2 separate regions of the Homo sapiens genome follow, and region 2 is linked to region 1. A link is an interaction called in ENCODE POLR2A ChIA-PET data of the cell type or tissue named here. Cell type or tissue: Panc1. All regions are shown on one strand. Each heading gives the region's core, and the rest is flanking DNA. Links, peaks and the distances in the headings are about the cores only.

Region 1 (7,827 bases), core at 903-5,902:
TTTCTCCTCCTATTGGTGCCCTCAAAGATTACTCTTTTGTTATTGATTCCTACTCCTGGGCTGCACCTGCCTATGGGCACCCCTTCTCTCTACAGATGCCATATGTCTTCAGAAATAGTTTTTTAAGGGATAGCTCTGAAATAACTCACTCCTTGCTTTTCTGAGGGATTGATGAAGACAAAATAAAATATAAAATATATACTTTTTAATCATAGGGACCCTAGTAGCTCCGTAGAAATGAGTTATGAAGACCGATGCCTGCAACTGCACTTTTGTCCTTGTCTCTGCACCGCAGAGTGTGGAAGTCACTTCTTCATGGAGAAAGAAACTATTTATTAGCTGCCTGAAGTGGATCGGACACTATGATAGGCACTTTACATGATTTGGATTTTCTCACTTCATCATTACAACCAGTTTGCAAACAGACTTTCATATCTCTGTTACTGGATGTTATAGAGATGTGATTTGGATTTCTGGGCAGTGTTGAGAGCCCTGTTACTAAGAATCTACTATAGAGACTGCGAACTCTAAATGATAAAAATGCTAACCTTACTGCGAAAAAAATGAAAACTGTGCGATGAGTAACAACAAATTAGCATGGTGAAACCTACAAAAGAACTGTGTGCTAAATGTTGGAGGAACATGTAGCACAGAGTAAATAACTGCTCAGAAGAGCTGAGAGGCTTCCAGAGGAGAGACTGTGTAAACAGAGGCTGTGTGAGTGCTGTACCATGGCCAGTGCCCATGGGGCCAGCTTTTACTCTAGATCAAGTCAAGTGGCATGAACACACAGAGTGTCCCATCCCACTGCCGAGCTGCTGGGTTGAGGAATCAACCAGTCAAACTCTCACGTTGCCCATGTGTAAGCGCTTCAAGAAAATGACTTCCCCAGTTGTATTATGACTTCCCCAAGTTGTAGTTGTATTGGCAGCTTGGGCTGCCAAACTGCCACAGACTGAGCGGCTTAAACAACAGACATTCATTTCTCACAGTTATTTTCTAAACCTCTAAACTGAGGTTTAGAGATGTTATCTGATTTGCCCAAACCCTCACGAGGTTCAGCATGAAACTCTCATCCAGGCACAATGCCTATATTTATCCTCTTTCTTATGGTTATACATCTGCCATTGCAGTCCCTTTGGGTCCTTTTTTAAAATAATTTTAATAATTTTTATTTTTTGAAAAGGCTTTTCCAAGGCTCAATATACATAAATCATTGAATTTATAATGTTTAGTATATATTAACTGCTTAGTGTAATGTTTAGAATATACATAAATCACTGAATTAACTAGTCAGCTTCCTGAGAAATTTAGTGATCTCACAACTGAATGATGACCTGGAGAGTTTGTTACAACACAGATTATTGGGTTTCACCCCCAAATCTTCTGACTCAGGAGGTCCAGGATGGGGCCTGAGAACTTGCATTTCTAACGAGTTCTCAGGAGACGCTGCTAGTCCATGCATCACATCTGGAGATACACTGCCTTGGTGTGATGGAAAAAGAATTCTACTTACAATCATAAGTTATGGGGCTATTCTCTCTTTTATTGGCCTTCTAGCTGTGCGCTGGTGGTACGGACTGAACTGTGTTCCCTGTTTGTTGAAGTCTTAACCCTCAGTACCTCAGCATGTGACTATAGCTAGGACTTTAAAAAAGGCAATGAGGACTAAATGACATCAAATGGGTGGATCCTTATAAGAACAGGAAATGTACGCATAAAAAGAGACACCAGGGATGCACACACATAGAGATAAAACCATGTGAGGGAGAAGAAAGCCGTCGGCAAACCAAGGAGAGAGGCCTCAGGAGAAACCAACCCTGCCCACACCTTGCTCTTCTTGGTGCTGACAACTGTGAGATAATGATTGTCTGTTGTTTCAGCAGCTCAGTCTGTGGTAGTTTGTTTGGCAGCCTGAGCTGACTAATACAACTGGGGAAGTCACTTCCTTGCTGAGCTTACACATGGGCAATGTGAGAGTTCGGCTGGTTGATTCCTCAGGCCAGCCACTTGACAATGAGATGGGGCTTTCTGTGTGTTCATGCCACTTGACTTGATCTAGTGTAAAAGCTGGCCCCCACGGGCACTGGCCATGGCACAGCACTCACGCATCCTCTGTTTACACCATCCCTCCTCTGGAAGCCTCTCAGCTCTTCTGAGTAGTTATTTACTGTGTCCTACATGTTCCTCCAATATTTAGTACATGCTTCTCTCACAGGTTTCACTTTGCTGATTTGTTGTTACTCATCGCATGGTTTTCAGTTTTTCCCAGTAGGTTTAGCATTTTTATCATTTGGAGTCTGCAGGCTCTATAGTAGATTCTTAGTAACAGGACTGTCAACACTGCCCAGAAATTTAACCATGTTTCCCTGGCCAACTCTCACTTCTTGTGCCAAGTCAATTTCAAATGTCCCCTCTCCTCGTGCCTCCGGTTCCTCCTCCTCCCACTCCCATTGGAGGAGGGAGTTCCTGCCTCAGAAAGAAAATAAGAGTGAATAAATCCATCCACCTCCCACCCTCTCCCACCTGCATCCTCTTTCCTTCCTGTTACAGGAGGAAACACCCTCTTTCCTTCCTGTTACAGGAGGAAACACCCTCTTTCCTTCCTGTTACAGGAGGAAACACCCTCTTTCCTTCCTGTTACAGGAGGAAACACCCTCTTTCCTTCCTGTTACAGGAGGAAACATCCTCTTTCCTTCCTGTTACAGAGTAGGGCCCTCTTCCTAGGTGAGGCTGATTTCTTTGCCAAGATGAATCCTTTCCCACCTTTGAAGGAAGAATTCATTGCTCTCTGTTTTCAATGCCTCCCCCTGTCCTGAATCTTTCTCACTATGGATTATACATGCTCATGGCTCTTCTTTTGCTAAAGACAAAGCAGCATAAGAGAAACAAAACCCTTCCTTCAAATCATTTCCCTCCAGTTGCCTCCATAGCTCTCTCCCCTTTACAGCCAAACTTCTTTCTCAAGAGTTGTGGAGACAAGCTGTGACTTGCATCGTCGTCTCTCACTTGAGCCTCGGTCAACTCAGATATGTGCCATTTTCCCACCATCCCACTCAAAAGGCCTGTTTTAATTTCACTGGTGACCAGCACATCACTAGTTTCAAAAGGCATCATCCTTTATCTCTAAGCTGTATCCAGCATCCTCTTTTTGGGCAAAACTTTATTTCTTTGGACCCTATGACACATCACTTGTTTTCCCCTGAGTACTTGTCTTCACCTCACCTCCTGCTTCATCCTGACCTTCATCTGTTAGAGTTCTACCATGCTCAGGCAGTCCCTGAGCTCTCTTCTCTCTTTATTCTTCTGAGGGGTCATTTTGTCCCTAACTGAGGTTTCCTTGTTCCCATACTGCTGCTCATACATCTGGGGTCAGCTCAGATCACCTCTCTTGGCTCTTGGCTATAACTGCCTGCTGAGCAACTCCATTCTAACGCATCCCAGGTACCTCCATCTCAACACGTTTAAGTCCAACTCATGATTTTAACCCAGAAAACTTTCCTCTGGCTCATTCTTGGTCTTAGAGAATATTGCTGCTCTCTACCTAGTTTACAAACCAGAATGTCAGAGTTATTCATGAGCCTTTTCCTCTTGCCCTCCATATGTAGCCATCCCTAGATTCCATCAGGGCATGCTCTACACTGCAGCCAAGTCTTTCTTTCTTTCTCTCTTTCTTTCTTTCTTTTTTTTTTTTTTGAGACAGAGTTTCACTCTTGTCACCCAGGCTGGAGTGCAATGGCGAGATCTCAGCTCACTGCAACCTCCAGCTCCTAGGTTCAAGCGATTCTCCTGCCTCAGCCTCCTGAGTAGCTGGAATTACAGGTGCCCACCACCATGCCCAGCTAATTTTTGTATTTTTAGTAGAGATGGGGTTTCACCATGTTGATCAGGCTGGTCTTGAACTCCTGACCTCAGGTGATCCACCCACCTCAGTCTCCCAAAGTGCTGGGATTACAGGCATGAGCCACTGTGCCCGGCCTAGCCAAGTCTTAAGAATAAGTATTTGATCACATTATTCTCACTCCCAAATATTTAATGGTTTTTCATCTTCTGGGACTCAAATTCTGCTCATGGACTCCTAAGATGATAGAAGGATTGGATCCTGACTGCACCTTGTCTATGCCAGTTGGACTCCTTTCAGTTTCTTAAACAGATCAAGCTCCTTCTTGCCCCCAGAATCTTTACAACAGCTCTTCTCCCTGCCTGGAATGCTGTCTACTCTTTCCCCCTTCTCTGAGCTAATCTTTGTTCATTCTTCAGTACGTGATTTATTTGACTCTTCTGCAGAGTCTTCTTCAACTTGCCAGACCAAGTTACTTCCCTCCTGATAAATGCTCATGCTCCCCTCTTATGCTTCACAGAACCTGTGGCAGGTTGTATTTAAATAGCTAATTGCAAGTGTTTAACATCTTTGCCCAGTGAAAGAATGCAAATTCAGTGGAGCTATCTCGTGTGTGGCTGTATTTCTGGCAGGGAATGCAGTGTCTGTCATAATAAACCTGGAATATAGGTTTCTTGCCTGACTAACAGACCAGCTGAATGAGAAGGGACACCTGCATATCAAGGCAAGTGGTAACCACTTGGCCTTACCTGGGTTCTACTCTAGGGCTTCTGGAATCCATGTATCACTGCACATATCTGGCCTTTGCGGGCTCTGTCCCACCTACAGAGTGAACAGTCCCACAGTGTTGGCCACACTGATGTGGCCAACTGATGTGGTCCCACTGATGTACCATTGCTTTGGTTACTTTGTTCGGAATGTAGTTTTAAGAGAAGGGGCCTTTTTAAAGAAAGTTTAAAAATCACCTGGGTACTTAGTAAGATGGCATATTCTTAGGCCTAACTTTCACAAATTTGGATTCTAAAGACCTAGACATTTACATTAAGGAGCACCCCAAGTTCCTTGATTTAGATGGTCTGTGGCCACTACTATGAGAAACATCCTGTTAGAGTATCTTTAAGCTCAAAGTTTATGTGAAAGATCACAAATCTATCTAATACTGAGTGATTTGGGGAGACATGATTGTTTTCTTTATATAATGCTTTGTCATGCCCTTTAAAAAAAAAAAAAAAAAAGAAACCTTATTCCCTGATGTGAGACCTGAGATTGCATTTACATTTTCAGCTCTATGATCTGCCACTACCACTTTACATACAGTTCTGTTCCTTTTTTCTCCCACAATTTAATTCTCTGTATTTCATTTCTAATTACTGCTTCTTCTGATGATGGAAAGCAATTTTGGCAGTGATTAATTTGAAGGGTCTGCAACCTCTCCTTTGCTTTTTAAGACAATTCTATTTGCACAGCCCATCCTATGAAGGGCTAGTAGAACTCTGCCTCTTCAGAGGGCTGTTCCAAATTTTTTGGGTGTCTCCAGGCTTAACCATGATGCTAATCCTAGAGTGCTGTCTTTTCTTCTTTAACCAAATTTCCTCAAATTTCAAAAACCACCTTCCCTGGAAGCAAGGTGGGAAGGGACATGGCTGCTGCCAATTATGCAGGCCAAAGAAAGTTTGTGTTCCACATTAGCTAAAAGCAGCAGAAAGCTAATGGCAGGGTGCTTTGCAGAAAAGAGTCTGCCAAAATAAAATGGAATTGAAATAGATTTGGGCAGGATAAATGCTGGTGGCAGGTGCCAGAAAGCAGCAACTTCTGTCAGAAGCAGTGAAAAGAGAAGAAAGTGTGTGTAATTCTTGCAGCCATGCAGATCAGAGCTACTAAATAAACCTCCTGAGGTTAATGATAAATAGTTCCAAACCTCATCTCCTGTACTGGAATATCATATTCCTGTGAGATATTTAACAAAAGATGAGATTAACTCATCTTAAATGCAGTCATTGCCTCAAAAGTGGGTAATGCAGACAGGACTAGCTCTGAGCAACTTTCACTAACATATCTACCTCCAGGAAGCTAAGGATAAATAGGCCCTTGAAAGCATCTTCAATCCTGTTTCAACACCCACCTCCTCACGGGAGCCTAGGAGAGTTGGGTAGGGCATCTTGAACTGGCTCCTTCAATTCCATCTTCCTCCCTACTCCCATAATCCATTTCTTTCTCCCTAGTGGATAGAGATACTTGGGAATACTGTGAGTAGCTGCATTTATCTCTCTTTGAACCATGGTACAAAATCATGACTTTACTTTGTTAACTACTTTAACTTTGTTGTTTTTAACTCTGAAAATCATGTTGCAATGAAGCCCCATTAATGACTTGAAAACTGCTCCTGAATGAGGCCCACTAGGCATGGCTGTCAAAGTTGAGAGTGAAATCAAGAGGTTAAAGGAACTGCAGAGGTGGTATTAGGTTTTCTGAGGAGGGGAAGAATGGACCCAGGAGAGAGAGAAGCCTCACCTCAGGAAGGCAATACATAGATAGGGATGCTGAATACAATATTTGGTCAATATCCATCCATTCAATCACCCATCAGACCTTACTGAGCATCTCATTTGGGCTGGGGAGTGAGATTAAAGCTGAAGATATTGAGATGAATTTAAATTAAGCTCCACTCTTTCTGGTTTCAAGGACCTCAGCGCATATGAAGAAGACAGGTAAGTGGAAGGTGATAGGAACAGTGAGGGAGATGAACATTGGGCTCAGGTTGAAGAGAAGATTTGATAGTAGGGAAATTTTTCTTCTTTTTTTCAGCTATATTTATTGACCCTCACTTGTGCCAGATGCCACCGTAAGGGCTCCTACTTGCATTATCATCACTAACTTTTCCAAGAGGAGCTGTCTGAGCCAGACTTCCAATGGGCAGATGCCTGACAACAGAGTCCACATGCCTGCCTGCATAGAACCTTGCCTCCCAAATGTGACCAAAATAGAAATCAGAGAGCAGGGTTAAGGCTGAGATCATAATTATGGTGCAGCAAAATTATCTCTCGCCCTAACCATCAATGACAACCGCAAAGGAAGCTCAGGTTTGGAAACTCAAGTGTGAAGCTGTTTAGAGACTGCAGGAAGACCTGTCTTTGGTGCATATTTAGAGTTTAGGTGCCTTGACCAGGTAGTATAAGCCCTTTAGTGATACTGATGGGTTCATACCACCCATTCAATATCCCTGATTCCCTGAATGTCAACTCACTGTCTTTTCAGTATAGGTTTAATCAAAAGTGTTTCAGCAACCTTTATTCAAAAATGTGGCTGGGTTTAAGGTATGACCTTATTCACAAGTGAAATACTAATTTGATCTTTTGACATTTTGGCTATTACAATCATAGGGCATTGCAAAGAACCAAATCAATGATGAATTAGCCACATAGGAATTGGAAATTTTAATGGCATGACATGTAGCATTTTTCTTTTACCTATATTGTGTTTTTTTAAGAAAAATTACATTTGAAAAAGCAGTATGGTTGTTATAAGAAATAAACAGATAAAGTATCACATAAATTGATAATTATGAGATTATCAATAAAACAGTTTAGATAAATATTGCCTCCACTTATTAGCTTCTTTAAAGAATTAGGCTTAATATTGATTTTACTTTTTAAGAATATATTTAATTAACCTAGCTTTATTTATTTATTTGAGACAGAGTCTTGCTCTGTCTCCCAGACTGGACTGTAGTGGCGTGATCTTGGCTCACGGTAACCTCTACCTCCCAGGTTCAAGCAATTCTCCTGTCTCAGCCTCCTGAGTAGCTGGGATTACAGGCACCCACAACCACGCCCAGCTAATTTTTGTATTTTTAGTAGAGATGGGATTTCACCATGTTGGCCAGGCTGGTCTCGAACTCTTGACCTCCAGTGATTCGCCCACCTTGGCCTCCCAAAGTGCTGGGATTACAGGCATGAGCCACTGTGTCCGGCTCCTAGCTGTCTGTA
Region 2 (7,827 bases), core at 1,601-6,600, 110 kb before region 1:
CAGTGACAAGGGCATGGGGAAGACTGCTTCCTATGGAAGGAGCTGGCCTTAAGCTGCCAAATTGGAATATCGGGTTATGATGGGCAGAGATCAGCTCTCAGTCTCATCTATCTGGTATAGTGGATTCTGATTGGATCTGGAGCAACAGAGCAGGACAGATAGAGAGTTTTACATTTGCTCATAGTTCCAGAACTCTAACACCAATAATTTCACTGTTTTAAATGCAGATTGAATCACTCTTTATTGAGCACTTACTTCTGTAAGGTTAGAGGAACCATCATGTTCACTGTATTAGTCCGTCCTCACACTGCTATGAAGAAATATGGGAAACTGGGTAATTTATAAAGGAAAGAGGTTTAATTGACTCACAGTTTCACATGGCTGGGGAGGCCTCAGGAAACTTACAATCATATTGGAAGGTACCTTTTCACAGGGCAGCAGGAGAGAATGAGAAATGAACAAAGGGAGAAGTCCCTTATAAAACCATCAGATTTCGTAAGAACTTACTCACTATCACAAGAATAGCATGGGGAAACTGCCCCCGTTATTTAATTACCTCCCACCATGTTCCTCTCATGACACGTGGGGATTAGGGGAAGTACAATTCAAGATGAGATTTGGGTGGGGATTATGGGAAGTACAATTCAAGATGAGATTTGGTTGGGGACACAGCAAAACCATATCAGACGCTTTCCCAAGTCCTCCCTCATTTACTTCTCACAAGAACCCCAGGGAGTAGACATTGTTAAATCCATTTTATAGATTAAAAAAGTAGTAAGAATTGTGAATGTTTATATTCCCAAGTTTATTAGATGATAAACAGAAGCTCATGGCTTGAATCCAAATTTGGCAGACTCTGCAGCCAATTTATTTTCATTGGCCATATTTACAGTATTAGTTATAAAATAATAAGGATCCTGTATACTAAAGCTTCTTTCACTATCATCAGTTTGGGATACTGGGTACCTAATTTACCTCATTTTAAAAAATAACTTTGTGTAGCAATGCATGGCATTTCACCCATCCCCAGAATCCTGACTGCCTTCACCTTTGGGAGGATGAGAATGAAGTAATACAGTTTAAAGATATTTATTTGTTTGTAAGCAGTAGAGATGGGAAACAGCTTGGCCATCAACACAGAATTTGGTGAATCAGATATAGACTGATCTTCAGGAGAATATCAGGCAAAGTGAAGAATAAGCACAGGCTATTGCTAGTGTTGTCATTAAACGGACACAAAGCCTGATAACTAACTTCCATAGAAATAAAAATTCTTGGTTCCATGATAATTATTAAAGGTGAAAAATGCCAGTGAAGTGGAAGCTGCCCAAGCCTGGAGTCTACATAAACTTGTACGGGCTGGAAGTGCACAGGCTCTGCACATATGTGGGGCTATTTACATGTGCAGAGCAATGGGGAAGGGCACTGGTGGGACCTTTAGGCAGGTCAAGGTCTTTCCCAGGGAGCCCTACAGAGAGAACAAAATCCATTGCAATCCACTTTCTGACTGTAGGCATCAAATCAGTTATTGGAAAGCAAGTTGTCCGTGGTTTGGTGAGGCTCTCAGATGGGTGAAAGTGGCCAATATGGAACATTTTATCAAAACTCAGCAAAGTTGCCCAGAGTAGAAGTAATTACATTTTACAAGTGGCCTTGTTTGATATAACCTCCTATAAAATAGCAGTTCTCTAAGACAGCAGTATCAGTAGAACTGTGAATGTACTTTTTCTGTGAGACTAGATAATATCCAAACCCTCAGATGAGCATAGATGTTGCTCTTTTACTGACCTTGGATACCTGCAATTTTCCATCATTCGTTTTCCTGTCTGCTTGGAAATGGTGGTCTATTTGATATAATCTTAATTAATTTATTAGTGAAATAGCACATTAGAACATGAGGAAAAATTATAAACATATAGTTCAAAAAATAATAAAAAAACCCAAGATGTATTTTAAACAAATGAAAAGATGCTCAAACTTAATAGTAAGAGAAATGCAAATCCCCAAAATGAGATATCCACAAATGAGATATCATATCAAAATGCTAAAGGCTCACAATTTGATATATTTTGTTGTTTGGAGGTATTAGGAGAGAGTCACTCTCATGCATTGCTGTTGGGAGTGTATTCGTGTGAAGTCTTTGAGGCCATGTTGGGAATATCTATCAATACTACAAAGACAGCTATTCGCACATGCAAACAAGGATATTTATTGTGCCATTGTTTGTAAGCAGTAGAGATGGGAAACAGAGACTGGACATCAATACAGAATTAATTGAATCAGATACAGACTGATCTTCAAGAGAATTTCAGGCAAAGAAAGAACGTGGATAGTATGAGTGAAGAAAAACAGAATACCAACATAATGCATCTGTTTTTGTAAACATATAGATAAACTCAGGGGGTCCACATTGAAGAACCAATAACGATGCTTCTTCTGCATTTGAAACTGGGCTTCTAGGGGACAGAGTAGAACCCTTTTGAAGGCTTGGAATTTGGTACAGTGCGAAAAGTGTATACAAGATAAAATCCCAGGAAGTCTTTTAAGCTAGTTATTTCATGTTCTATTGAATTTGTGTGCTATATTGAGGACATAGGGCATTATAATTGAGTGTTAGCATCCTAGGGGGCTGGCTGTGTGCCCTCTAAATGCCCTGTCTAGCCATGTCCTCTGTATGGGAAGGTCAGGGCACAAGTCCCTTTTGTTTCAGGGGCAACAGACCAGCCTTTCTCTTTTCCTCCCATCCGTCCATCCATCCATCCATCCATTTATCTATTCATCCATCCACACATCCATCCATCTGTCCATCCATCCATCCATCCATGCATCCATCCATCTACTCTTGCATCCATCTATCCATTTATCTATCCATAAAATCATTCATTTATCTGTCCATCCAACCATCCATCCATCCATTCATCCATCCATCCACACATCTATCTGTCCATTCATCTATGCAATCATCCACCCGTCTATCCACCCATCCACCCATTCATTCATCCACACATCTATTCATTCATCCATCTATCCATGCATCCATCCATCCACACATTTGTCTCTTCATTCATCTATCCATCCATCCACCCACCTATCCACCCATTCATTCATCCACACATCTATTCATCCATCCATCTAGCCTTCTATCCATCCATCTATCCATCTATGCATCCATTCATCTATCCATCCATCCATTTATCTATTCATCCATTGATCTATTTATCCATCCATCCATCCATCCATCCATCCATCCATCCATCCATCCATTCATCCATCCATCTATCCATCCATTCATCCATTAATTTATCTATCCATCCACACATCCATCCATCCATTCATCTATTTGTTTATCTCTCTGTCTGTCCATCCATCCGTCCATTAATCTATCAATCCATTCATCCATTTATCTATTCATCCATTCACATATCCATCCATTCATCCATGTATTCATTCATCCATCCATCCACACATCTATCTGTCCATTCATCTATCCATTCATCCATCCATCTACCCATACACCCATTCAGTCATCCACACATCCATCCATCCATCCACCCATCCATCCATCCATTCATCCATCCATCCAAATCTATCTATCCATCCATTCATTTATCTATTCAACCATCCACACACCCATCTATTCATCTATTCATTCATCTGTTTGTCCATCCATCCGTCCATCCATCCATCCATCCATCCATCCATCCATCCATATATCCATCTATCCATTTATCCATTTAAATCCATCCACACATCCATCCATCCATCCATCCATTCATTCATGCATCTATTCATCCATCCATCCATCCATCCATTCATCTATCTGTCCATCCATCCATCCATCTATTCATTCATTCAACCATCGATTCATCTATCTATCCATTCATCCATCAATCCATTCATCCATTTATCTATTCATCCATTGACACATCCATCCATCCATCCATCCATCCATCCATCCATCCATCCATCTATACATTAATCCATTTATTCATCTATCCTCCCAACCATTCATTCATCCATTTATCCAAGATGGGGAGAAAGCAGGCTCTTATTAGTATGAAGTGCATTGAGGGGAATCGGGGGATGCTGTATCCGTGGGTTTTTCCCTTCCTGATTTTGGCCAAGTGAAAAAGAAATATTTTTCTTTTATCTACTCTGAATATGTCTACTTGTTTCCTTTTCAAATCTTCAAATTCCTCTGCCCCATTCCCCTTTGATGCAATAAGAAAAAGGTCTGAATAAGGAGGGAAGAGGGTGATATAACTAAGAAAATAATTGATATAACAAAAAATAATGAATACAACAGAACAAATAAACCCAGAGCTAATATCTTGTGCTATGACCTAGTCACATTCTTTTAATATTTTCCTCTATCTTAAAAGAAAGAATAGCTGCAAGTAAGAGAGGAATAAATCATTTTCTAAAATTAAAAGTTAGTAGGTGGTGTATAAATGAAACCAAAGCCCAAGACATTTCTCCTAATTAAATAAAATGGAAATAAGACTTTAATCACAGGATATCTGAAAATCCTGACACACTTTTAGTTGGGATTATCAGCTCTGAGCCTCATTAGTTCCCTATAATCTTCTGAAGGTGATTAATTAAACAATATGATTATGAATTCATAGATTTAAACGTGTTAAATGTATTTCAGTCCATTGCTGTTTTTATTTATTTTTCTTGATGCTCAAATGATCCCAACTGTGGTCAGTGGGCACCTCTTCATTTAGAATTCCATGTTCTTTTAAAAATTAACTTTTTAATTTGGAGGCAGTTGTAGATTTACATGCATTTGTAAGAAAAAACATGGAAAGATCGGTGTACCCTTCACTGGGTTTCCTAATGGTAACATCTCATGACACTACCTATAATGCAGTATCACAAACAGTATTCTGCCATTGATACAGTTCACTTGTCTTCCAATTTCCCATTTTACTGTGTGTGTGCGTGTGTGTATTTAGTTTTATGCAGGCTTAGCACCTGTGTAGGTTTGTGTATTCATCGCCAGCACTGAAGCAGAACAACCATATCACAGCAGGGTCTCTTGCTTTACCTTTCATAACCACAGCCATTAATTCCTACACCACTCCCCCGCAAGTCCCTGACCCCTGCCAGCCACCAATCAGGTCTTCATTTCTATAATTTTGTCATTTCTAGATTGTTGTATACATGGAATTATACAGCATGTAACCATTTGGGATTGACTTTTTAAACTTAGCATAATTCCCTAGAGTAGTATCCATATTGTGCAGATATCAGGAGTTCATTCATTTTTATTGCTGAATAACATTCCCTGGTATGCATGGTCCACAGTTTCTTTAACCATTTACACATTGTGGGACATCTGGGTTGTTTCCAGCTTTTGGCTATTGTGTCTTCTGTTTCTCTTTTCTTGCCTTCCTGTGGATTACTTAAACATTGTTGAGCATCCTCACCCTAAGACATGATTTTAGGATACCCATTCTAAAAAATAATTTATTGATACTGTCTTTGAGTGTATCTTTTTGCATGATGTTCTTACAAAGAACGTCTGGCTCTAGATATTACAATACAGACATACACACGTGGCTTACCACAGTTCATTGGCATTGAGATTTTACCACTTCAAACCAGGTATGGAAATCCACTTCGACTTAGGTCCCTTTACCTTCTCTGCTTTTAAATATCATCATCTTGACTATCAGAAGGTGTTATGATTTATGTTTTAATCATCAAATACATTTCATAAAACTCATGGAAAACAGTATGGTCTGTTGTATTCACCCACATTTCTGCTCTGTTGTTTTTTTCTTCCTTCCAAATGCTCCAAGATTCCGTTTCATATTTTCATTTTTTAAAGTTTTTCTTCATCTGAGAATGTCTTTATTTTATCTTCATTCCTAAAAGATATTTACATTAGATTCAGAATTCACAATGACAATTCTTTTCTTACGTCGTGATAAATGTTAGGCTACTTTCTTCTGGCTCCCAGGGTTTCAGATGAGAGATTTGCTAACCTTTGAGTGGGTGTTCCCTAGAGGTAACATGTTATGGTTCTCTGGCTGCTTTAAAGCTTTTACTGTGTTCAGATTTTAGAAGTTTAATTATGGTGTGGTTTAATGTAGATTTCTCTCAGTTTATCATATTGAGTGTTTGCTAAGCTTCCTGAGTCTGTAGGTTTTTGTATTTCTACAATTTTAGGAAGTTTTTCAGCCATTGTTTCCTCTCATACTCTTTCAGTTCCACTCAGTTTCTCCTCTCTTTCAGAGACTCTAATGACACCAGTATCAAAATTTTTATTATTGTCCTATAGGTACTTGAGGCTCTGTTCACTTTCCTATCAATCTCCTTTCTCCCTGTTGCACAGATTGGGTACCACACATTGATCAGCTGTCAGGTTCAGTGGTTCTCTCCTCTGCCATCTCCATTCTTCTACTGAGACCATCTAGTGAGTTCTTGTATTTGCGTTATTGCATTGTCCATTTCTGGAGAATCCATGTGGTTCTTTTTTATAATTTCTTTTTATTCATTGAGATTTTCTGCTATTTTGTTTGCTTCAAGACAATTTGTAATTGCTTGTTGAAGCATTTTTTAAATGATGGGTGCTTTAAAACACTAGCCAGGTTATTCCAATATCTGATGTGTCTCAATATTGGCATCAATTGATTGCTTTTCTTAATTCTAGTTGTCTTTTCTTTGGTTATTTTTATAATGGGTGGTTTTCAATTGTATCATGGGTATTCTAAGCAATATAATAGGAGACTTTGAGCCCTATGTAAAAATCTTTTATTTTTGTGGGTAGTCATTCTACTTAGGCTTAACACACAGATCTTGGCCCACTTTGTGTGCTGTGGTTCCAATAAGAGTTTAATTTTGGTTTATCTGATGCATCTGGGACTCCCTGATGCTGCAGTATGAAAGGACAGATGAGATTTCTCCAGTCCAGCTGCCTCCATGTTGGGGAGATGGAGCCTCCAGCAGTTGGAGAAGAAGGGGACTTCTTAGGAGCCCAGGTCTTTGTTGCATCAGGAGCCATCCTGCTGTGGGGCAGCCAGTGTTTCCAGGCCAGGTCACTTGATATTGTGGAATACTCCTTGCCCTGTCTCCTGGGTGCTTGTTGTGGTTCCTCTACCCTCAGGGGAAGAACAACCATTTGCCTGGCTATTCATTACCAGTGTCATCCGAGCTGATCCCCCTGTTGGTGTTGCAGGGGCAGCTTGGTTTGTTGGAAGGACTCCTGGTCCCTCCAGAGAGGCAGCCCAGCTAGGCTGCCTTCTGTTACTAGAATGTTAGAAATGTGAGGTATTTTGGCTGGGGATTTTAATGTGTGTGTACGTGTGTGTGTGTATTCTCTATTTGCAGTTTTTAAAGATTTTACAGATCTTCTACATGTGTTGCATTAATAATGTTATTCAACCTTTGCATATCTGTATGCATTTTTGGTTAGTATAGCTGGCGTTTACTGAGTATTTGCTATGTGCCAGGCCTGGTGCCAAGGTATTGGAATACTAATTTGTCTTAATACTTACAAGAGTCTCTATCCCTATTTTTTTTTTTTTTTGAGATGGAGTCTTGCTCTGTTGCCCAGGTTGGAGCACAGTGGTGCAATCTTGGCTCACTGCAAGCTCCACCTCCCGGGTTCATGCCATTCTCCTGCCTCAGCCTCCCAAGTAGCTGGGATTACAGGTGCCTGCCACCGTGCCCGGCTAATTTTTTGTATTTTTTAGTAGAGATGGGGTTTCATTGTGTTAGCCAGGATGGTCTCAATCTCCTGACCTCATGAGCCACCCGCCTTGGCCTCCCAGAGTGCTGGGATTACAGGCGTGAGCCAGCACGCCCGGCCTCTAT

What was found. Peaks named below come from ENCODE experiments on the same cell type or tissue, not always from the same donor. Only the 100,000 strongest peaks of a DNase experiment are listed, where the experiment ranks them.
Region 2: POLR2A ChIA-PET joins it to region 1 with 5 read pairs; 2 of 35 experiments call an interaction of 5 or more read pairs at or near these places.

What each region holds. Positions count from the first base shown.
Region 1 is chr7:48,441,330-48,449,156 of GRCh38, forward strand. All of the region lies in intron 42 of ABCA13 (ATP binding cassette subfamily A member 13), which reads left to right. Among named protein-coding and RNA genes, the nearest start is that of LINC02838, 260 kb to the right of the region's middle. In Panc1, for the core only: no CTCF peak of the experiment used is centred there; no DNase peak of the experiment used is centred there; H3K27ac peaks cover 1,371 bases.
Region 2 is chr7:48,326,813-48,334,639 of GRCh38, forward strand. All of the region lies in intron 27 of ABCA13 (ATP binding cassette subfamily A member 13), which reads left to right. Among named protein-coding and RNA genes, the nearest start is that of ABCA13, 160 kb to the left of the region's middle. In Panc1, for the core only: no CTCF peak of the experiment used is centred there; no DNase peak of the experiment used is centred there.